Regions from separate parts of the Mus musculus genome. Here region 2 is linked to region 1. Evidence: chromatin loops called from intact Hi-C (ENCODE). Cell type or tissue: left cerebral cortex. All regions are shown on one strand. Each heading gives the region's core, and the rest is flanking DNA. Links, peaks and the distances in the headings are about the cores only. Region 1 has its middle 18 kb from the start of AV064505. Region 2 has its middle 39 kb from the start of Mir1899.

Region 1 (11,737 bases), core at 5,233-7,732:
AGGAGGAGAGAGGAAGCTGCCATGAGGGGAGATGAGCATGAACCAGGAGAAGCAGCAAGTATCTGGGGTATAGCACTGGGGAGGTAGCCAGGCCAGCAGTTAGAAGAATAGATTAGGGGTTACCCTCCAGTAACTGTCAAACCCAAAGAAAATGACCATAGTCTGAGTCTCACTTATTTGTAAGCTAGTTTGAGAGAAGCATAAGTTGGTTGTACTCTAGCCCCTATCACACTGGTAAATAGGAAGTTGGTGAGCCCAGGTTCCTGATTCTGTAGACAACAAGGCAGCCTATAGGGTTCAGAATAAGTGAATGTAGTCAGGCATTAAGCATCCTTTCTGCTGGCTTAACACTTGCATTCTGTCTTGAGCAAGAGGAAGCCATCTCTCTCTTACAGCTGGCATGACTGTCTATTGCTTTTCATTCCCTTCACACCTCCAAATGCTAGAATGCTAAGTTGTTGCAGTTGGGAGAGGAATACAGGCCCACCTGGAGTGATCTACCCAGATACTTCTTACCTGGAACACTGGAGAGATGACATCTGGCTCTGAAGGACCCACTTGGGTCCTGCTTGGCCAGGCTCATGCCTTCCATTTAATTGGTCTTTTGTTCATATCTTTGGTTTGCAAATCTCTGCCCAGTGGGTTGACTCCTGATGTCTGCAGAGAGTTTTGTCCCTGATTTCAACCTTAACCAGGAAGTTATCCCCTGACTGGGCACAGAGAAGCTTACTCCAGGAAAAATGTCATAACGGCCACTTATACATGAACATCCCTTAGTAAATAAAGATCTGCCTTCTGTTTTAATTGTGCCGAGAGGTAGATCACATGACAGCTACCGTGTTAACTCTAAGTGTACAGATGAATACTACTAGGTATATTTACATTGTAAATTTAAAACATATATTTTTTAAGACAAAGTTTCTGTATCTCAGGCTGGCCAAGACCTCAGTATGTAGCCAAAAATTACTTTTAACTTCTGCTTCTCCTCCAACCTCCTCCCCAGCAACGTACTAGTGTATGCACCATGCCTAGTTCATACAGTGCTGGTGCTAGTACCCAGAGCCTTTTGCATGCTATGCAGATGTCCTGCTAACTGAGCCACATCACCAACAGAAGCAAGCTTCCTGGCTTCAGCATTGTGGGTATTTTTCTAAAGATTTAAATATGTTTATTTAATGTGGATGGGTGGTTTCCCTGCATGTACGTAAGTGCACCACACACATGCAGTGCCCCAGAGGTCAGAAAAGGACATCAGATTCCGTAAAACTGAACTGAAGTCATAGACAGTTATGATCCCCCATGTGGGTGCTAAAAACTGAACCCTCGTCTTCTGCGAGAGCCACCTTAACTCTGAGCCACCTCTCCAGCTCTGCTGTTGGCAGTTTTGACTATGTGTTGGGGTTTGTTTAGCAGTAACCTCTGACCTCTGGCTGATACATGTCGCTAGAACATCCTCAGTTATGGCAGTCAGAAATGCTCTGACACTGCCAAATGTTCCCTAAAGGGAGAAATAGCCTCCCGTGTAAGAACCACTGATTCTTAAATCACTAAAAGAAACCACTAAAAAACACTACAGAAAATCGATCCCTACTCTCCTGTATTTTGTGTCCCTGGCACTTTTCTTTTCATCCAGGATTATCTAGCTAGTTTTATGACAACTTGACATAGACTAGATTGTCTGGAAAAGGGGAACCTCAAATGAGAAAATGCCTCCATGAGATCAGGCTGCAGGAAAGCTTGTAGAGCATTTTGTGGATCAGTGGTTGATAGGGTGAGGGCCCAGCCCAATGAGGTGGTCCTGGGTTCTATAACCAAGCTGGCTGAAGAGCAACACAGTTAAGCAGAACCCTCCATGGCCTCGGCATCAGGTTCCTGTCCTGTTTGAGTTCCTGTACCCACTGCTTTCGATGATGAACTGTTGTATGGAATGGCAAGTTCTCCTCCAAAAGAGGCCAGCCAGAAAATTTGTCTTAAAAAATATATATATGTTTTAAATTTACAATATAAATATACCTAGTAGTATTCATCTGTACACTTAGAGTTAACATGGTAGCTGTCATGTGATCTGCTTCTCGGCACAATTAAAACAGAAGGCAGATCTTTATTTACTAAGGGATGTTCATGTATAAGTGACCGTTATGACATTTTTCCTGGAGTAAGCTTCTCTGTGCTCAGTCAGGGGATAACTTCCTGGTTAAGATTGAAATCAGGGACAAAACTCTCTACTTTTGGTCATGGTGTTTGAGTATAGCAATAGTAACCCTGAGACAGGGTCCCCTACCAGTCTCTAATACTATGACTTCTCAAGGGAAAGGAAAACCAATATAGAATTAATGTAACATTGGTCATTTTGAGAACTCAGTTGAGAAACATGTATTTTAGGGAATAAAGTAACCTGTATTCCAATGCTAAGATATTGTGTTTGTATTGTTTCATAAGACCTGTTTTTTTGTAATTGTGTGTGTATGTATATGTATGTATGTATGTATGTATATGTGTGTGGTGTATGTTTGTATATATGTATGTGTGTGGTAAACATGTGGTATATGTGTGTGTGGTTTGTGTATGTGTGTGTCTTAGTCAGGGTTTCTATTCCTGCACAAACATCATGACCAAGAAGCAAGTTGGGGAGGAAAGGGTTTATTCAGCTTACACTTCCACATTGCTGTTCATCACTAAAGTATGTCAGGACTAGAACTCAAGCAGGTCAGGAAGCAGGAGCTGATGCAGAGGCCATGGAGGGGTGTTCTTTACTGGCTTGCTTCCCCTGGCTTGCTCAGTCTGCTCTCTTATAGAACCAAGACTACCAGCCCAGAGATGACACCACCCACAAGGGGACCTCCCCCCTTGATCACTAATTGAGAAAATGCCTTACAGCTGGATCTTGTGGAGACATTTTCCCAACTGAAACTCCTTTCTCTGTGATAACTCCAGCTGTGTCAAGTTGACACAAAACTAGCCAGTACAATTGACCCCTTGTCAACTTGACACACAAACACATCACTAGTAAGCCTCAGCCCTTAGTTTCTTATTCATTCCCAAGATCTAAACAACTTTAAAAGTCCCACAGTCTTTACATATTAAAAGTTCAATCCTTTTAAAACATCCAATATCTTTTAAAATCCAAAGTCTTTTTACAATTAAGTCCCTTAATTGTGGGATCCAATAAAATATTTTCTTCCTTCAAGAGGGAAAAATATCAAGACACAGTCACAATCAAAAGCAAAAATTAAACTCCAACTGTCTAATGTCTGGGATCCAACTCACAATCTTCTGGGCTCCTCCAAGGGCTTGGGTCACTTCTCCAGCCCTGTCCTTTGTAGCACATAGCTTTTCCTCTAGGCTCCAGATGCCTGTACTCCACTGCTGCTGCCGTTCTTAGTGGTCATCTCATGGTACTGGCATCTCCAAAACACTGCATGACCCCTTCAGTCCCGGGTCATCAATTGCAACTGAGACTGCACCTTCACCAATGGCCTTCCATGGCCTCTCACAGTGCCGAGCCTCAGCTGCTCTGCATGACCCCTTCATAACTTCAAAACCAGTACCACCTGGGTGACTCTTACACATTACCAAGTCCTGCTGCTGCACAAGGTACAACTTTGGCTATGTCTGAAACATAGCCTCTTTGTACTCTCAGAAAACACTTCCCAGAAGATGTCACCTCAATGATCTTGGTCTCTTCTTAATCACCGCCAATTTCTTAGCTCCAGGTAACCAACATCAATAGTCCCAGTAATGCAAAGTTTTCGCTTTAGTAGTTCTGGTACCTTGTTAATCACAGCTGATTCTTCAGCACCAGCATCCACCTGCCTCTGCCTCCCAAGTGCTGGGATTAAAGGCGTGCACCACCACTGCCCTGCCCAGTGTGTGTGTCTTTCATTTGCAAATCTAGAGAGCTCTTGGATGGGTGCAGCGTGGGAGCAAAAGTGGTTTAACTGATTCACCGCTACACTTGACACAGTGAACTCCCATTGTCTTAAAAGTCAGTTCTCTAGAAGAGCCAATTGCCTATCAGCCTTTTATGGGCAAAGAGAAGTAACACACTTTTGTGTCACCAACACTTTCTTCTCAAGTCTGTTTTCTCTGAGAAGTACTCCTGACTTTTAGCTGACATTGGTGGCCAAGTGTGTCCTACCCTACTACCAACTATAGTCACTTGAAAAAAGAGCAGACGCCTGACCCAGGCATCACCAGCCTCATGTTCATCTGGAGAATATAAATTTTTGCTCATTTATTCAATAAGTATTATTTTACATGCTCCAGACACTGTTTAAGCCTTCAGAGTATGATTCCAAACAAAGAAATCTCAGAGCACATAAACCAGAAAAATGTACCACAGTGAAATGACATCCTTAGGGATTGGGAACTCTGCAGTGAGTTTTGTTGGTGGTGAACTTGTACTGGGACAGTCCATGAGGTTTGGCTGTCAGTGATTTTTGGACATCATAGAATATGTCAGTGTCTCTCCAATAAATTCCCTTTTGCCTATTCCAGAACTGAAAAACCATAATTTCTCCTGTAAAAGAAAAGTCCACATTGGGCAGGGTGCTCTGGAGCAACAAAACCAATAGGGGCGGGTATTTCCGCATACTTGGGAGCCTCTGATGCTCCCTGTCTCTGCTGTCCCTGTCCAATGCTGAAGGCTTAACAGATTCCTGGAGTCATTGCTGTGTAGTCTAAGTTGGAAGACCAAAGAAACTGGAGTCTCCTGTCAGGCAAGGATGGCAGGGGTGGACACACTCACTCAGGAAGTGGCGGAGAAGGTGGATCAGCACATAAGCTCTTTCCTTGGAACTCTTTGCATCTGAGCTACCCATTGGAAGATGCTGCCACTTTGAGGGTGGGTCTTCTCCACTTAGTTAAACTTCTCTAGAAATGGCTTCACAAATGTTTCCAGAGCAGTGTCTCCTAGGTGACCCGACATGGCCCCTTCAGGTTTGTCACTGCCATTTGTGCCTCCTCATTAGCTTCATGTACCACTATTGCCTTTCAGAAAAGTAGAGCCCACAGATATGTGACAAGGACCAGATCAAGTGACTGAGTGAGGCACAGAGAGTCCATTGCTCCTTCTGTGCCCAGCGTGACACTAAGCACAGCTGCCCTGCTGGTGCTGTTATTAATGCATAAGTAACATATATTAACAGAAAAAAAAACAATTATGCGGAAACTTCTGTTTAAATACTGCTCACATCCTACCGTCTAAGGAAACCCTAGAATTCCTCAATTTTTCCTTCAATTTGGGCCACCCCTTTTTTTGTTTTACTTTATTGTATTATGTTACTTTTTTAAAAGATTTGTTTATTTATATGAGTACACTGCAGCTGTCTTCAGGCACACACCAGAAGAGAGCATCAGATCCCATTACAGATGCTGTGAGCCACCGCGTGGTTGTGGGATTTGAACTCAGAACCTCTGGCAGAGCAGTCAGCGCTCCTAACTGCTGAGCCTTCTCACCACGCCTTATGTTACTTTTTGAGATAAGGTCTTACTATGTATTCTAGACTGATCTCAAATTCATTAGGTAATCCATGCTGGCCCAAAACTCATAATCTTCCTGCCTCCGTGCTAAAGTTTCAGATTTGCACACTCAAGCTTTGCTTACTCTTTTTCCCCCAGTGCCAGGTTGACCCAAGGACCCGAAGCATGCTAGGCAAGCACGTTACCACTGAGCTACATCGCCAGTGCCTATCCTTTGTGATAATTTCTTCATTTTATAAAGTAGAACAAGTGATCCTTCCCTTTTCAAAATTTGATGACCAATTAATCATAAAATGTGGTTGGTGGGTGTAAGAACGTGGCACCAAGACACACACACACAAATAAAAAGTAATGCAAATTTTGAAGAGATTTGGGGGAAAACACCTCTGAAGAGGGGGAAACAGTAAGTAGAGAGAATCCTGGGGAATCAAACTCAGGCCACCAGTCTTGGTGGCAAGCATCTTTATCCCTGTGCCATCCAGCTAGCCCTCCCCCAAGATCCATTGCATGTGTAATCCTATCTTGGTGTCCTCTTTAGAAGACCAGCTGACACCAGGATTGTCCAGTTTTCTATTCTTGTATGAAAATGACCCTCAAGCATGAGTCCCACCCAAGAACAACCATGTATTAGTTCCCAAGATTCTGAGACTTAGGGGCTCCTGTGTGACCCAGCTGTAGAGTGACGTAGATGGGTTTGGAAGATTTGCAAACCTCACTTATGTATCTGTTGTGCAAGAATTGAGACTACAAAGCTGGGTGCAGCTGGGACTATCAACCCAACCATAGTGTCTCTGGCATGCAGGCCTTTTGTTTTTCTTCTTAATATGTTTGAATGTTTTCCCTGAATGTACTTATATGCACTATGTGTGTATCTGGTATCCATGGAGATAGAGAGCATCAGATCACATGAAACTGAAGTTAGAGATGGTTATGAGCCAGCATGTAAGTGCTAGGAATTGAACAAAGGTGCTCTAACCCCTGGACCATCTCTCCCAGCATCCAGGACTTAATCTGAATATCTCTTCAGATGTGCCTTTGCCTTCATACAGCACCATTCCTGCCATACTCTGATGTAAAAGAAGCAAAAGACACATTCAGAATATAAATAAATACATACATACATACATACATACATACATGCATGCATGCATGCATACATACATGCATACATACATACATGCATACATACATACATACATACATAAAGGTGGTCAACCAATTAGTTTGAAGCCAGAAGAGCCAAAAAATTCAGAGTGATACTCTAAATAGCCACACGGGGTCACCCTTCCACTTATGAAAACACCTGCCATTTAAACCAATTCTAACCAAAAGCATACTAACTACAACAAACATGCCAGACAGACCCCACCTGGTGCCTCCTAGTTTCTACCCTCATTTGTCATAGTAGCCCAACTCTCAATGACCAAAAAGGACAGGGATTTGGTACTGATGAGACGTTCTAATGAGTCAGTCCCCAAACTACAGCCCTTGTGAAGGGAGGTAGAGCAATTTTGTTGTTGGCACATTTTTTTATTTTTCTACAAATGCAGAAGGTGTCATGAGAAGTGACCCCCGACCACATATTTGCTGATCATTTGAAGCCTGTGAAAGAGCAACTCTTCTATTTCCTAGTGAGCATAAGGACAAAGGAGACAGGCCCTCTGGCCCACTTCCTCCTAAGGGTCAGCTGTGGTCTGCTGCTGCCTTCTGAAGCTTTCATCGGTGAGGAAAAAACAAGGAATTATTGACTGCTGTTGTGTAGGACTATTCTCCCAGAGAAACTGCCAGTATCTTCAGGAGTCCAGGTGAGCCTCTTACAGGGCAACCATCACAGCTGTGCTGACTGCTGACAGTGCCCTTGTAGAAGGAGGAGATGGAAAGTGCCATGGGACCCTTACCTGTTCACCCCTCCCTACTAGTTGTGTGCACATGGCCCCAGTGTGGAGGAGGAATAGTATACAGGAAAGGAAGCTCTGGGTAGAGGACTCCCTCTGCCTCAACATGGGGTGTCATCCTCCATGCTGGAGAGAGACAGTCCACCAGAGCTGTGTAGGCCACCAGAGCTCCTACCTGCACCGCTCTCATGGGTCTGTAGGGTTCCCCAAATGAACTTTAGTGGACTCACACGCCAGCCTATTGGTCCTCAGGAAGGGGGGGGGGGGGGTGGGATATTGTTTACATCTCCCACAGGAAAAGAATTTTAGGAACAGCTGTGACTGTAACTTGATGGTAAAGTATTTGCCTATAATATGAGGTCATGGGTTTGATTCCCAGTATAAAAGGGAGTCGGTGGGGGGTAATAATAAAGGCCAGTGAGTTATGTGTTAAAGAAACAGTGCAGCTAGAAGTGCAAGTCCTAAGGTTGATTCTCCCACAGAGAATGCGAGTCTTGTTTGATTGTTTTTGTTTGTTCATAGAGGGTCTCACTGTATATCCTTGGCTGACCTGGAACTGACTCTGTAGGTCAAGTTAGCCTTAAACTCACAGAGATCTGCCTACCTCTGCCTGTTGGAATTAAAGATGTGAACCAGCACACCTGGTTTACAGTAGTCTTATAAATCTGGAGTGTCCTTTGCCAAGTCATCTGCACAAGAATTATTCAGTTTAGGCCTGGTGATGAAAAAAGACTCACCATCCCAGGCATTGATGGTGGCAAGAGACAAGTTTGGAGTGTGGAATGTCTGATGTGTATTGAAGCAGTGTCTTGTATAGCCCAGGCTGGCCTCAAACTCATTGTGAAACAAGGACCTTGAATCCCTCTTTCTCAACTTCCTGGGTTCTGTTATCACCATACATGGTTGACAAGGTACTGGAGATGCAACATGCTAGACAAAAATTTCACCAACATACCCAATTCTCTCAGTTCAAATTTCTTGATAGCAAAACACAGTAACATCTTTTAACCTAAGGAAGAAGTGAAATTTCTTAGAAAATATACCATTTCTTAGTAAATGTTCACAGAATCAGAGAGAAGGTCAGAAACGCAGGTTTAGAATATGAACTATTGTTGTGGGATTCTTGTGTGGGCAACACTGCCCAATAGGGAATCCCCATTTACAGCCTACTAGATCCAGAGTCCCAAAAAGAATTTTATGTCTGTGTTAAGATCACATATGAATGAGGAACATGTGTAAAAAGTGCGTGCCTGAGTGTCAGCCTGAGAATTCTCATGAGAAGCCTAATGTAGAGGAGCATGTCTGTAACCCAGCCCTTCCATGGCAAGACATGAAGGGTAGACAGGAGGAATGTTAGTCAAGTATGGAAAGGCATCCTCTGATTTCTGCATGCATGTCCACACTAACATATATACACACCGAATAAATCGTGTTTTAAAAGAGATCACATTTGTCTTCCCCCCTTACCCTTTGGGGACAGCTAAAGCTGCAGGTAACATTAAACCTTAATATAACCATGTTTTCACACACACACACACTCACACACACACTCTCTCACACACACACACACTCACACACACACACACACACACACACACTCTCACACACACACACACTCACACACACACACACTCTCTCACACACACACACTCACACACACACACTCACACACACACACACACTCTCACACACACACACACTCACAAACACTCACACACACTCACACACACACACTCACACACACACACACTCACTCACACACTCACACACACACACACACTCACACTCACACTCACACACAGCCACAGTACCATTAAGTCTGAAAGCTAGCCTCAGTAAGATAGTAACAGACTGAGGGTATGACTGCATAGACAAACTGGCTTCCAGAGTGTTTGAAGTCCTATATTTGATCCTCAGAACCATTTTTTAAAAATGAAGAAGTTAGGGTTAAAGAGATAGATAGCTTGACAGTTAAGAGCACATATAGCTTTTGCAAAGAGGCAAGTTGGATTCTGAACACCCACATCAGAGGCTTACAATTGCCTAAAACTCCACTCCAAGGAGATCTGACTCTTATGGAATCCACAGATTTACACACACACACACACACACACACACAGAGAGAGAGAGAGAGAGAGAGAGAGAGAGAGAGAGAGATGCATTATTAAAATTATTTTTTAAAGTGCAGTAATTCCTAAATTAGAAAGATTGTAACAAAATGTTGTAATAAGTCATTGAACTTAGACATTCTTTCTTTCCAGAATTTACCGTTGATATTTTTAGGACACATTTAGCTACAACAAAGTGAAAACTCAAAGAGCAGGTTTTATCCATTATCTTATCTTTCAGAGAATCGGGAGCATTCAGGCGCTCTCCCACATCGGCAGAGGGAGGCAAAGCACACTACCTTCTACCAAGACTTGCTGAATGTAAGATTTGTTCAGACCTTCCCCGTATTAAATTTGGAGGGAGGTCCAGAGAGATGGCTCAGCAAGTAAAGGTGCTTGTCACCAAGCCCAACAACCTGAGTCCCATTCCTGCAACTGAAGGAGAAAACCAACTCCCAAAAGTTCTTCTCTGACCTCTGTACATGTACCTGGTACAGGGCTAGAAGAGGACATAGTGAAATCTGGACTGGGTGGGATCATCAGTCAGCGCCCCCGCCCCTCCCCCAGCATCAGATACTGTTGCCCACCTGACAGGGATGGAAAACAGTGGAGTCCAGGACTGGCAGGATCCCAGCCAGTCCAGGTGGGAGCGAGTGCAGGGAGCTGGGAGGCCTTCTCAGACAATCTTAGAGTTCCAGCAAAGGCCTTCTCTTTAATGAAGCAGCTCCCTGAGACGATCTTAGCTTGTTCTGATTTCTTTATGCCAGGTGGGTTTGAACACTTATATTCTATTCAGGGTGAACCAAGCGTGATATAGCTTTGGGGGAGGGCATGAAAATATCTAGAGAGGAAAAAGGTCATTCATTGGCTCAAGGCTAAGGCTACTGAGATGCGTCATTTGCATGGGGAAGAATTCCAGGTGCTGTGCTATGTAACTGACTACTTGTGACCAATTGGTTGGGGGTCCCCAGGTTATGTGCTACAAGGTCGAAGCAGAATCAGAGAAGGACCTAGTTCTACTCCTGAGGTCAGGGTTTGAACTTGCTTTGCCTCTCCAGTTTCATGGCAGTTTCTCTTATAGCATGGTCCACGTGTTCCATATTGTATATGGTTCCAATGTGGCCAGTAGGACACAACTAGCTAGCACACTCCATTATATTCTAATTTTTCACTAACTTAAATGTGAAAAAATAAATAAACATAGCACTTTATATTTTTTTTCTTTCATTTCTTTAAACAACATTGGAAATTTTCTGAAGTAGAATTAGCCTCTGGAACTCTAAGGAATTAACTATGCTTGGTCATGATATATTACAATCTCTCTTTTTAAAAAAAATTTATTGGTTATTTTATTTATTTACATTTCAAATGTTATCCCCCTCCTGGTTCCCCTTCAAAAACCCCCTATCCCACCCCCACTGCTTCTATAAGGGTGCTCACCCACCCACCCATTCACTCCAGCCTCACCTCCCTAGTATACCCATACACTGGGGCATCAAGTCTTCACAGGACCAAGGGCGAACCCTCCCATTGAAGCCAAATAAGGCAATCCTCTGCTACATATCCAGCTGTAGCCATGGGTCCTTCCATGTGTACTCTTTGGTTGGTGGTTTAGTCCCTGAGAACTCTGGAGGTTCTGCTTGGTTGATATTGTCGTTCTTCCTATGGAGTTGCAAACCCTCAGCTCCTTCAGTCCTTTCTCGAACTCCTCCATTAGGGCCCCCATGCTCAGTCTGCATCCACATCTATATCAGTGAGGCTCTGGCAGAGCCTCTCAGGAGACGTCCATATCAGGCTCCTGTCAGCAAGCACTTCTTGACATCAGCAATAGTGTCTGGGTTTGGTGGCTGCATATGGGATGGATCCCCAGGTGGGTCAGTCTGCATGGCCGTTCCTTCAGTCTCTGCTCTACTCTTTGTCCCTGTGTTTCCTTTACACAAGAACAATTCTAGGTTAAAATTTTGAGAAAGGTGGGTGGCCCCACCCCTCAACCAAGGGTGTGTATAACCTCTGGATGAGGTCTCTCTCTCTGCAGGTTCTCTCTCCCTTTTGTTGGGCATTTCAGCTAATGTTATCTCCATTAGGTCCTGGGAGCCTCTTGCTTTCCTGGCATCTGGGACTTTTTGTTGGGGAACTAACTACACCCAGTTTCCCATCCCCCGTTGCTACACACCTCAGTTCAATTTTCATCTCCCCTGTCTCTTCCCACAACTGATCCTGCTCCCCCCCCCCCTCCGCTTTTCCCCTCCCCCT
Region 2 (11,737 bases), core at 6,096-8,595, 500 kb after region 1:
GTAGTTATTTCTTTCCTTCTTAACGTCCTCCACCATCATCATGATAAGTGACTTTAGATCCATATCTTGCTTTTCTGGTGTGATGGTGTATCTAGGACTTGCTATGGTAAGAGAGTTTGGTTCTGATGATGCCATTTAACCTTGGTTTCTGTTGCTTCTGTTCTTATGCTTTCCTTCTGCTACCTGAGTATCTCAAATTCTTGCTGCCCTCAATATATCTGATTGGAGCCTGTCCTTCCTATAATCCCGGTTGATTCTGGACTTCTCAGAGTCCAGCTTTCTCTGTGATCCGGTGATTCCAGGCTCCTGTGAACCTGAGATTTTGGGTGTGTCAGAGTTCTTGGTTATCAAATTTCCTCTGAGACCCTGAGATCCTGGTGTGACCAAGTTCCTGTTATCCTGGGATCCTGGAATCCTAAGATCCTGTGCATGTTACAGCCCCTGGAAATAGTGTCTCCTTTGGGGACCATGGGGCTGTCTGGTGTGTTTGAAACCAAGGTATACCAGCACTGATCAGAAGGAACCCGAGCCTCTGGTCAGGTGTGTCCTTGCTCCTGCTGTCACAGGCCCGTCACAATTGGTTTGGAACAGACGTTGTATTCCACTCACTAGTGGTCCTAAGTTCATGTGGAGAGTCATCTGGCAACTGTGGGATTGTCCACCAATTCTTGCCTAAGGTGACCCGGAGGTGGTGCCGACTGGAAATGGCCTGTATTAGATTTCTATATTACCCCTGAAATTGTCCTTAATTTAATCTGTCTTTCAAAGTATTTTCTCCATTTTCTTTGTCTTTCTTTTTCCTCCCAACTTGATACTCCTTTGCAGTTCCCTCATTTATACATATCTATTTATTCTCTTTCTCTTTCCTATGGAGATCAATCTGTCTAGACCCCCACCTTCAGTTCCCAACTATTCCCTTACTCCCTATGTAATGTTTGTGGTTTATGAACTATACCATGATATCATTGACTTAAAATCCCGTATTCAAATATAAGTAAATATATACCTTATATGTATTCTTGGGTCTGGTTTCCTCACCCAGGATGATTTTTTCCTAGTTCTAGCCAATTAATTGCAAAATTTATTTTAATGGAATTACATAAAGTTCCTCTGTGTAATTCGTCACATTTTCTTCATCTATATATCTGATGAGGACCATCTAGGTTGTTTACATTTTCTGGGCATTGTGAACAGAGAGTAATGAACATGGTTGAAAAAGTGTCTCTTTGGATGAAGTGTCCCAGGACTGGTATAGTTGGATCTAGAGATAGATTGATTCCCATATTCCCGAGGAACCATCACACCCTTTTCCATAGTGGCTGCACACCCATCAGCAATGTATGAGTGTTCGCCTTACTTCACATCTTCACCAGCATGAGCTGCCATCTGTTTTATTGATCTTAGTAATTTTGACAGGCTTAAGATGAAACTGAGTGTAGTTTTTATTTGCACTTCCCTGATGACTAAATATGTAGGACAATTCTTTAAGTGTTTCTCATTTTCCTCTTTTGAATGTTGTCTGTTTACATATGTACTCTGTTTTTCATTGAGTTATTTATTTTCTTGATATGTAGTTTTGAGTTCTTTATATATTTTGGATATTAGTGCTCAATCATATGTGGAGTTGGTGAAATCTTTTCCATTCTGTAGGCTCCCACTTTGTCCAAATCATCATTTTTTCCACGTAGAAGTTACTCAGTTTCATGAGGCCTCACTTATTAATTGTTCATCATAGTACCTGTGCTAATAGTATCCTGTTCAGAAAGTTTTTTCCTATGCTGACACATTCAAGGTTGCTCCTCACTTTCACTTCTACCAGGTTCAGTATGTCTGCTTTTTTTCTTCTTTTAAAAACTTTACACTAATTCTTTGTGTTTCACGTCATGCACACCAGTCCAGCTGATCTACCTGTTGTCTCATACCTTCACTTTGCCCTTGCCAATTCATCCCAAATAAAAAAGTACACAAACAAAACAAACCATAGAAAAGCATCTCATTGTGGAAGCTGTACTGTGTCACAGTGTGTTCCACAGTGTATCCCTCTGTCCACACATCTTCACTTGCAAAAGTTCATTGCAATGAGTCATTGGTCTGGTTTGAGATCTTGCTTCTGTGACACCATCATTATTAGATCCTCATTGGGCCTCATCTTGATTGCTCTGTTTTTGCCCTGTGTCATAGAGATTTTGCAGCTTTGGATCAGCAGGACTGGCCCTTTCACACATCTCCACGGTTTGCAGATAATATAGATTTTGGGGTAGACCATCTCAGAGTCCTGGATCTGGGCCTGCTTGGTAGCTAAGCTGGTCATAGCATGGGCTCTCTCTTATCTGCACCACCAGGGTGGGTTCTCCAGGACTACTCAGTGCCAACATAGGCAGGACACAGGGTTTCCTCTCCTTTTCTCATGTCTGTAAGGTCAAACCCATGCCTCCAGAGGCAGCTCCACTGTGCTGCCCAGTCAAGGCAGGGTGCCTACTCTCCCAAGTGCTGCAGCCTGAGAGGGGCTGGCCCAGCTCTCACATTCTCACATCCTCGGGACTGGCTCACTCTTGCCTTTGTCATCAGGGCCAGCTTCACTGTGTTACCCAGGTGAGGAGCAGGGTTCACTCCTATAGCCAGTGAAGGGTAGGCTAGCTCTTGTGCACTCATGCTCCAGGTCTCCTGACTACCACCGGTGATGAGGGACAAGTGGGGAGGGCATCATTCCTTTATTCATGCCACCTCATGGCAGACTAGTGCTGGTGATCCATTGGAGTCAAGTTTTGTGCAGGGTGATAAGTATTAAACTCTTTGAATTCTTCTGCATGTAGATATCCAGTTTAATCAGCACCAGTTGTTGAAGATTCCCCCTCCCCAGGTGAATATTGTTTCTTTATAAAAAAAATCAGGTGTTAATAGACTTATGGATATATATCTGGGTCTTCAGTTGATTCAACATATGTGTTTTTGTTCCAACATAAAATTGTTTTTATTATAGCTCTGTAGTACAATATGGGGTCAGAGATGATGATACTTTCAGTTTTTTTTTTTTATTATTCAGGATTGTTTTAATTATCCTGGATGGATCTGTAAAGAATTGTATTGGAGTTTTGATGTGCACTGCTTTGAATTTGTAGACTGCTTTTGGTAGGATAGCCATTTTTACTATATTAATCCCACCAATCCATGATTATAGGAAACCTTTTCATGTTCTGATACCTTCTTCAATTTCTTTCTTAAATTACTTGGAATTTTTAAAAAAGTCATGTATGATTAAACTTTTAAATTTTTCATATGCTTGATTAGAGTTATATCCAGATATTTTATATCATTTGAGTCAATTTTGAAAAGAGCCCCACCCATCACCATGAAACCCAGCATAGGAAGAGGAAGATGACAGGCAGAACTGCGGATTGCTATGCAATCCACAGACCTGCCCTCTGGTACACAGTATAGGCAGGCAATAGACACTTGCTTGCCTTCATGTCAAATGGTATGGCTAGAAGATGTCACCCAGGTCCCTCCAGACAAGTGCCCAGCCTGTAACAGGAACCATCACAATATGTGAGAGTTTGTGGATAGATGGGACAGAAAGAGGGATAGAACAGCTTAAACATTATGAAGAGAGATGGAACAGGAGACTTGAGGGAAGAGAAAAGTAGCCTGCTGTGAGTGGCCAGCTCTATTCCTTGAAGCCTTGGTGTGGTCCCAACCTGAGCTGCAACCTGAGCCATGTCTGTGTTTTAAATAGGTAGTGGTAACGGTTAGTGTCAGAGTTTGTGACTCATATTACCACTAGCAAACATGGGGATATCCCTGGTCCTATGGATGTTCAGGGTCTGTGTAGAACTGGCCCTGCCCCTCATTGGCTGTGACTCACAGGCACCAGTACTAGGGAATGCCGACCTGTACCTCCCTCAGCAGCATATTGGAACTGGCCCTACTAGTAGGGAGTGGAGTAAGCCAGCCCTGATGGTGTGAATGAGGGAGAGCTGTCCCTAACACTCCTCTGCCCTGAGGTGGAGGGGGGATTGGCCCCTCCTCTCTCACCTCTTGCCTTCTGCAGCAGTCAGAAGAACTTGTCCCAGGGTCATCATAAGAGCAGGTGAACTGTCCCTGTCTTTCATAGCTGCAGCATTCTTGAGAGCAGGCCCTGCATCTTGCCTAAGCAACAGTGGAGCTGACCCTGAAGGCTAAGTCAAAATGAGCCAACCTTGAGGGTGCGTGAGAGAAAGCGAGCTGTACCAGCCCCTCTCAGGCTGCAGCACTTGGGAGAATGGGCATCATGCCTTGATTGGACAACACAATGGAGCTGGCTCTGGAGGTATGGGTGAAGGTGAGCTGGCCCCAAGTGCATGAGAACAAGAGAGCTGACATTGCCTTCTGATAATGGCTGTATTGAGTAGTCTAGGTGGAGCAGTCAGTCCTGGAGAACTTGACCTGGTGGTGCAAATAAGGGAGAGCCCATGCCATGACCAACCCAGTTACCAGTTAGGCCCACGCAAAAAATCTATGTTATCTGCAAACAGTGGAGATATGCTGATCCAAAGCTGCAAAATCTCCATGACACAGAGCAAAAATAGGACAATCAAGATGAGGTCCAATGAGGATCACAGAAGCCAGAGATCTCAAACCAGACCAATGACCCATTGCAATGAATGTTTGCAAGTGAAGATGTGTGGACAGAGGGGTAGGGTAGACTGCAGGACACACTGTGACACACTACAGCTTCCAGGTTGAGATTTTCTTCTATGGTTGTTTGTTTGTTTTGCTTGTTTATTTTGGGGGGAATATGAAGGGAGGATACGAGGGGACAGAGAAATTAATGGGACTGAGGTGCATGATGTGAAATTCACAAAGAATCAATAAAAGTTTTAAAAAATTGCATATATATTCATAATTGGTCTGTGATTTTCTTCTTTGTCTCATTTTTATGTGTTTTGGGTATCAGGGTAACTGTAGTCTCAAAAACAAATTTTGGAATGTTCCTTCTGTTTCTATTTTGTGGAATAATTTGAGGAGTATTGGCATTAACTTTTTGAATGAATTGCTTGATGTTTGCTGAACTGCTGTGCTAAAGCCATCTGGCCCATTTCAACCCCAAGTCTGATTCTTACCTATAGTCTACTCCTTTTGGGTATTTGATTTCTTCTTTTTGTTCTAAAACTTTCAGGTATGCTTTTAAGTTACTAGCATGAAATCTGTCAATTTTAAAAAAGTAGGCACTTAGTGTTGTGAATTTGCTTCTTAGAAGCACCTTTGTTGTATTCCATCAGTTTGGGTATGTTGTATATTTATTTTTATTCACTTCTAGAAAGTTTTTAGTTTGTATCATGACCCATTTTTCATTTAGTAGAGAGTTGTTCCATTTCCATAGGTTTGTAAGCTTTTTGTTGGTTTTGTTGTTGATATTCAGTTTAAATTCATAGTAGTCAAATAGGACACAGGGTATTAAATCAATTTTCTTGTATTTCTTGAGACTTTCTTTGTATTTGAGTATGTGGTCAACTTTGGAGAAAGTTCCATGAAGTGCTGAGAAGAAGGTATATTCTTTTGTGTTTGGGTAAATGCCTGTTTATAATACCACTTATCTCCAGCATTTCTGTTTAGTTTTTGTCTGAATGCCCATCTATGGGTAAGAGTAGGATTTTGAAGTCTCCTACTATCAGTGTGTGAGGGTTAATATGTGATTTAAGCAGTAGTATTTTTTTTTTTTATGATATTGGGTATCTTTGTGTTTGAGGCATAGGTGTTAAGAATTGCAAGGTTCTCTTGGTAGATTTTCCTTTGATGTGTATGTAGTGCTTTATTAGTTTTGGTTTGAAGTATTATTTTGTCAGGTATTAAAATAGCTACACAGCTTGCTTCTTAAGTCCATTTGCTTGGGATATCTTCTTCCCTCATTTTATCCTGAAGTGATGTCTGTCCTTAATTTTAAGGTATATTTCTCAGATGCAGCAGAAGGATGGATCCTGTTTTTGCATCCATTTTGTTAGTCTGTGTCATTTAATTGGGAGAATTGAGACCACTGATATTGAGAGCACTGAGTAGTGTTTATTGATTCCTATTTTTTTTTTTTTTTTTTTGCTGCTACTGTTGTTACTATTGGTGTGTGTACGTGTGTACGTGTCTGTTTCCCTCTTTTGATTTGGTGGTCTGGGACTTTTTCCTCTCTTCCTCCTCTTTAGGTTTGAGTTTTCTTTAGTGCCTTCTAATGACTAGATTAGTAGATAGGTGTTGCTTAAATTTTGTTTTTATCATGGAATGTCCTATTTTCTCCATCAATTTTTATTGAAAGTTTTGCTAGGTATAGTAATCTGGGCTAGCATCTGTGGCCTTTTTGAGTCTGCAGCACATCTGTCGTGGCCCCTCTGACTAAAAGTCTCCACTGAGAAGGGTCTATTCTAATAGGCCTATCTTTATATATTACTTTGTCTTTCTCTTGCAGCTTTTAATATTCTTTGTTCTATAAATTTAGTGTTTTGATTATTATGTAGTGAAAGGACTTTTTTTGTTTTGGTCCAGTCTATTTGATGTTCTGTGTGGTTCTTGTACCTTGATAGGCATCTCCTTCTTTAGATTAGGGAGATTTTCTTTTCTTTTAAAAGATTTATTTATTTATTTAATGTATGTAAGTACACTATAGCTGTACAGATGGTTGTGAACTTTCATGTGGTTGTTGGGAATTGAATTTGTAGGACTTCTGCTCACTTTGGTCAACCCCTCTGCTCCAGTTGGCCCCACTGGCTCCAGCCCAAAGATTTATTATTATATATAAGTACACTGTAACTGTCTTCAGAGGCATCAGAAGAGGGTGTCAGATCTCATTACAATGGTTGTGAGCCACCATGTGGTTGCTGGGATTTGAACTCAGGACCTTTGGAAGAGCAGTCAGTGCTCTTACCCGCTGAGCCATCTCACCAGCCCCAGGAGACTTTCTTTTATGATTTTGTTAATAATACTTTCTGAGCCTTTGACCTGGGTTTCATCTACTTCCTTTATTTCTATTATTCTCAGATTTGGTCTTTTCAGTGTTCTAGATTCCTAGAACGTTTTGTATTGGGAGTGTTTTAGATTTAACATTTTCTTTGATGGAGGTATCTATTTCTTCTATCAGGTTTTTAGTGTCCAAGAGCTTTTTTCCACGTCTTGTATTCTGTTTGTGAGGCATGCCTCTGAGATTCTTGTTTCAATTCTTAAATTTTTAATTTTCAGATTTCCTTCAGATTGTGTTTTCTTTACTTTATTTCAAGTTTCAGGTCTTTTAACAGTTTTTATTCATTTTCTTCACCTGCTTGCTCCTGTTTTCATAGGTTTCTTTTCAGGAGTCATGCATATCTTTTAAAAGGATCCCTATCATTTCATGAAGGCTATTTAAAGTCTTTGTCATGTGCTTCATCTATGTTGTAATACTCAGGGCCTACTGTGGTGTGCTGCTGGCCTCTAGTGGAGACATATTGTCTTGGGTGTATTTTTACACCAGTGTCTAGATATCTGGGTTGGGAAGATCTTAATTCTAGGTGCTGATACTTGGTCTTATCTTTGCTGAGTGTTCTGTTACTTGGTTTCTGTTGCCCTCTCTGGTTGTTAGGAAAGCATGGTGGCTCTGTGTTTCCTGGTAGGGAATTCTGGGATATTACTGGGTGTGCTTGTTGAGAATTCTGGGTAAATTGTCCTTCTAGATATTAGGAGCTGACACTCAGGAATGGGTTTAGGCTAGGAGGGTTGAAGTCTGAGAGAGTGCTTTGTAGGTAGGAAACTAGGGTATTCCACCATGATATTCCTAGTCCTGTGTGGGGAATAGGTGCAAAAGTTTTCTGCTGCACAGTTGGGCATGATAATGGGAGAATGGATTCTGAGGGTTTGAAGATCTACAGTTAGCTTATCTGCTTCTTTGGCCAGGATTCTGGTACCTGTGTAATGCATGCTATGGTTGGGACTAGGATAAAGTGAGGAGAGCAGAGAAAAAAGGTTGGAGGAGAATATCTCTGTGGTCCACTGAAAATAGGGTAAGGATGAGGGGAGGCTGCAGATTGTGGTCTACTATAGAGCAGGAGAGTGGGGCAAAGCTTGGGGTTTGGATTTGTAAAAGAGGAGGGGGAGGTGAATGTTTACAGTTAGCCCACCTGCTTTCCTGGCTGGTGTTACAATTGATGTCTTTTACCTAGTAGAATGTTTTGAAAGGATGTTCATGTTCCAGTATAAAGTATCATCACCCCTTTAAAATGAGTTAAAACTAGCCTTACTGAGAAGTAAACCACTCACCATACAATGTGCTCATGGAGACATGACAAGCAATGGTTATTTAGTATAACCAGCATGATAAAACATCATTACAATTATTAAGACTTCCTTTTAGTATTCAAAAAAATTTATTTATGTATTTTTATCCCAAATGCTGGCCTCCTCTTGGTATCTCCTCACAGAGTTCCTCCCCCATTCCCCTTCCCCTTTGCCTCTGAGGGTACCTTCCCTAGGTCTTCCCCCCACCCCTTACTTTGTATCAAGTCTGCAGGATTAGGTGAATACTCTCCCACTGAGGCCAGACAAGACAGTCCTTTGCTGCATATATGCCATGGGGCCTCATACCAGCATGTGCATTCTCTTTGGATGGTAGTTCAGTCTCTGGGAGCTCTCAGGGATCCAGATTAGTTGACACTGTTGGTCTTCCTGTGGGGTTGCCATCACCTCAGGGCCCTCAATCTTTCCACTAACCCTTGTATAGAAATCCCAACCTCAGTCCAATAGTTGGCCAGAATATCTGCATCTATCTCAGTCAGCTTCTGGTAGAGCCTCTCAGAGGACAGCTATGCTAGGCTCCTGTCTGCAAGCACAACATGACATCAGTAATAGTATCAAGGATTGGTGTCTGCACATGGAATGGGTCTCAAGTTGGGCTGGTCTTTGGTTGTCCATTACTTCAATCTCAGCTTCATTATTGTCCTTGCATTTCTTTTAGACAGGACCAATTTTGGATTGAAAGTTTTGTAAGTGGGTTGGTGTCCCCATCCCTCCATTGGGGGTCCTGTCTGGTTACTGGAGGTGGTCTCCTCAGGTTCTATCTTTCCTCTGTTGGTCGTTTCAGTTAAGATTACCCTCACTGACTCCTGAGAGCCTCACCTATCCCAGGTCTCTGGGACTTCTTAGAGATTCTCCCCACACCCAAACCCTGGCACCTGTATATTTTCATTCATTCTCCTGGCCCACTGGCCCTCTCAACTGTCTCTCCCCATAATTGATCCTGCCTCCATGTTCCTCTCCTCCTTCCCTCTCCCACACAGGTTCCTTCTTCCCTCTGCCTCCCATGACTATTTTGTTCCCCCTTCCAAGTAGGATTTGAGTATCCTCACATTGGCCTTCCTTCTTTGTTACCTTTTTTGGGTCTGTTGGGTGTATCATGACTATTCTGTACTTTTTGGCTAATATCCATTTATCAGGGAGTACATACTATACATGTCCTTTTGGGTCTGGGTTATCTTACCCAGGAAGATATTTTATAATTTCATCTACTTGCCTGCAAAATTCATGGTGTCCTTATTTTTAATAACTGAATAATATTCCATTGTGTAAATGAACTGTATCTTCTGTATTCATTCTTTGACTGAGGGATGTCTGGGTTGCTTCCAGTTTCTGGCTATTACACATAAAGCTGCTATGAACACAGTAGAGCACATGTTCTTGTGGTATGGTGGAGAATCTTTTGAGTTTATGCTCAGGAGCAGTATAGCTGGGTCTTTAGGTAGACCTATTTCCAGTTTTGTGAGAAACTGCCAGATTGTTTTCTAGAGTGATTGTACAAGTTTGCAATCACAACAACAATGGAGGGGTGTTCCTTTTTCACTACATCCTTGCCTGCATGTGCTGTCATTGAGTTTATTTGTTTATGTATGTATGTATGTATGTATGTATGTATTTATTTATTTATATTAGGTATTTTCTTCATTTACACTTCCAGTGCTATCCCAAAAGCCCCCCATACCCCTGCCCCACTCTCCTACCCACCCACTCCCACTTCTTGGCCCTGGCATTCCCCTGTACTGAGGCATATAACGTTTGCAAGACCAATGGGCCTCTCTTTCCAATGATGGCCGACTTGGCCATCTTCTGATATATATGCAGCAGGAGACACGAGATCTGGGGAAGGGGGGGGTACTGGTTAGTTCATACTGTTGTTCCACCTATAGGGTTGCAGACCCCTTTAGCTCCTTGGGTACTTTATCTAGCTTTTCCATTGGGGGCTCTGTGATCCATCCAATAACTGACTGTGAGCATCCACTTCTGTGTTTGCTAGGCCCCAGCATAGCCTCACAAGAGACAGCTTTATCAGGGTCCTTTCAGCAAAATCTTGCTAGTGTATGCAATGGTGTCAGCTTTTGGAGGCTGATTATGGGATGGATCCCCAGGTATGGTAGTCTCTAGATGGTCCATCCTTTCGTCTCAGCTCCAAACTTTGTCTCTTTAACTCCTTCCATGGGTGTTTTGTTCCCAATTCTAAGAAGGGGCAAAGTGTCCATACTTTGTCTTCACTCTTCTTGAGTTTCATGTGTTTTGCAAATTGTATCTTGTATCTTGGGTATTCCAAGTTTCTGGACTAATAGCCACTTATCAGTGAGTACATATCATGTGAGTTCTTTTGTGATTGGGTTTCCTCACTCAGGATGATGCCCTCCAGGTCCATCCATTTGCCTAGGAATTTCATAAATTCATTCTTTTTAATAGCTGAGTAGTACTCCATTGTGTAAATGTACCACATTTTCTGTATCCATTCCTCTGTTGAGGGACATCTGGGTTCTTTCCAGCTTCTGGCTATTATAAATAAGGCTGCTATAAATATAGTGGAGCATGTGTCCTTATTACCAGTTGGAACATCTTCTGGATATATGCCCAGGAGAGGTATTGCGGGATCCTCCGGTAGTACTATGTCCAATTTTATGAGGAACCGCCAGACTGATTTCCAGAGTGGTTGTACCAGCTTGCAATCCCACCAACAATGGAAGAGTGTTCCTCTTTCACCACATCCTCACCAGCATCTGCTGTTACCTGAATTTTTGATCTTAGCCATTCTGACTGGTGTGAGGTAGAATCTCAGGGTTGCTTTGATTTGCATTTCCCTGATGATTAAGGGTGCTGAACATTTTTTCAGGTGCTTCTCAGCCATTCGGTATTCCTCAAATGAGAATTCACAATTCATCTGTAATACAGCTTTAGGTTGGGCATGGTGATTCCACCAGAGGTTCTTTTATCATTGAGAAGAGTTTTTGCTATTCTAGGTTTTTTGTTATTCCAGATGATTTTGTAGATTACCCTTTCTAATTCCTTGAAGAATTGAGTTGGAATTTTGATGGGAATTGCATTGAATCTGTAGATTGATTTTGGCAAAAAAGCCATTTTTACTATATTGATCCTGCCAATCCATGAGCATGGGAGAGCTTTCCATCTTCTGAGATCTTCTTTAATTTCTTTCTTCAGAGACTTGAAGTTCTTCTCATACAGATCTTTCACTTCCTTACTTAGAGTCACACCAATTTGTGACTATTGTGAAGGGTGTTATTTCCCTAATTTCTTTCTCAACCTGTTTATCCTTTGTGTAGAGAAAGGCCAATGACTTGTTTGAGTTAATTTTATATCCAACTACTTCACTGAAGCTGTTTACTAGGTTTAGGAGTTCTCTGGTGGAATTTTTAGGGTTACTTATATATACTATCATATCATCTGCAAAAAGTGATATTTTGACTTTTTCCTTTCCAATTTGTAT

The links. Hi-C counts contacts between places; a loop is a spot of excess contacts. Peaks named below come from ENCODE experiments on the same cell type or tissue, not always from the same donor. Only the 100,000 strongest peaks of a DNase experiment are listed, where the experiment ranks them.
Region 2: a loop joins it to region 1, with 6 times the contacts of the local background. A loop is called at or near these places in 14 of 42 quality-filtered maps.

What each region holds. Positions count from the first base shown.
Region 1 is chr9:7,707,483-7,719,219 of GRCm38, forward strand. No RefSeq gene overlaps it. Among named protein-coding and RNA genes, the nearest start is that of AV064505, 18 kb to the left of the region's middle. In left cerebral cortex, for the core only: a CTCF peak has its summit at 6,742 (motif pointing right); a DNase peak (open chromatin) is centred at 6,769.
Region 2 is chr9:8,201,635-8,213,371 of GRCm38, forward strand. No RefSeq gene overlaps it. Among named protein-coding and RNA genes, the nearest start is that of Mir1899, 39 kb to the right of the region's middle. In left cerebral cortex, for the core only: a CTCF peak has its summit at 7,428 (motif pointing left); a DNase peak (open chromatin) is centred at 7,428.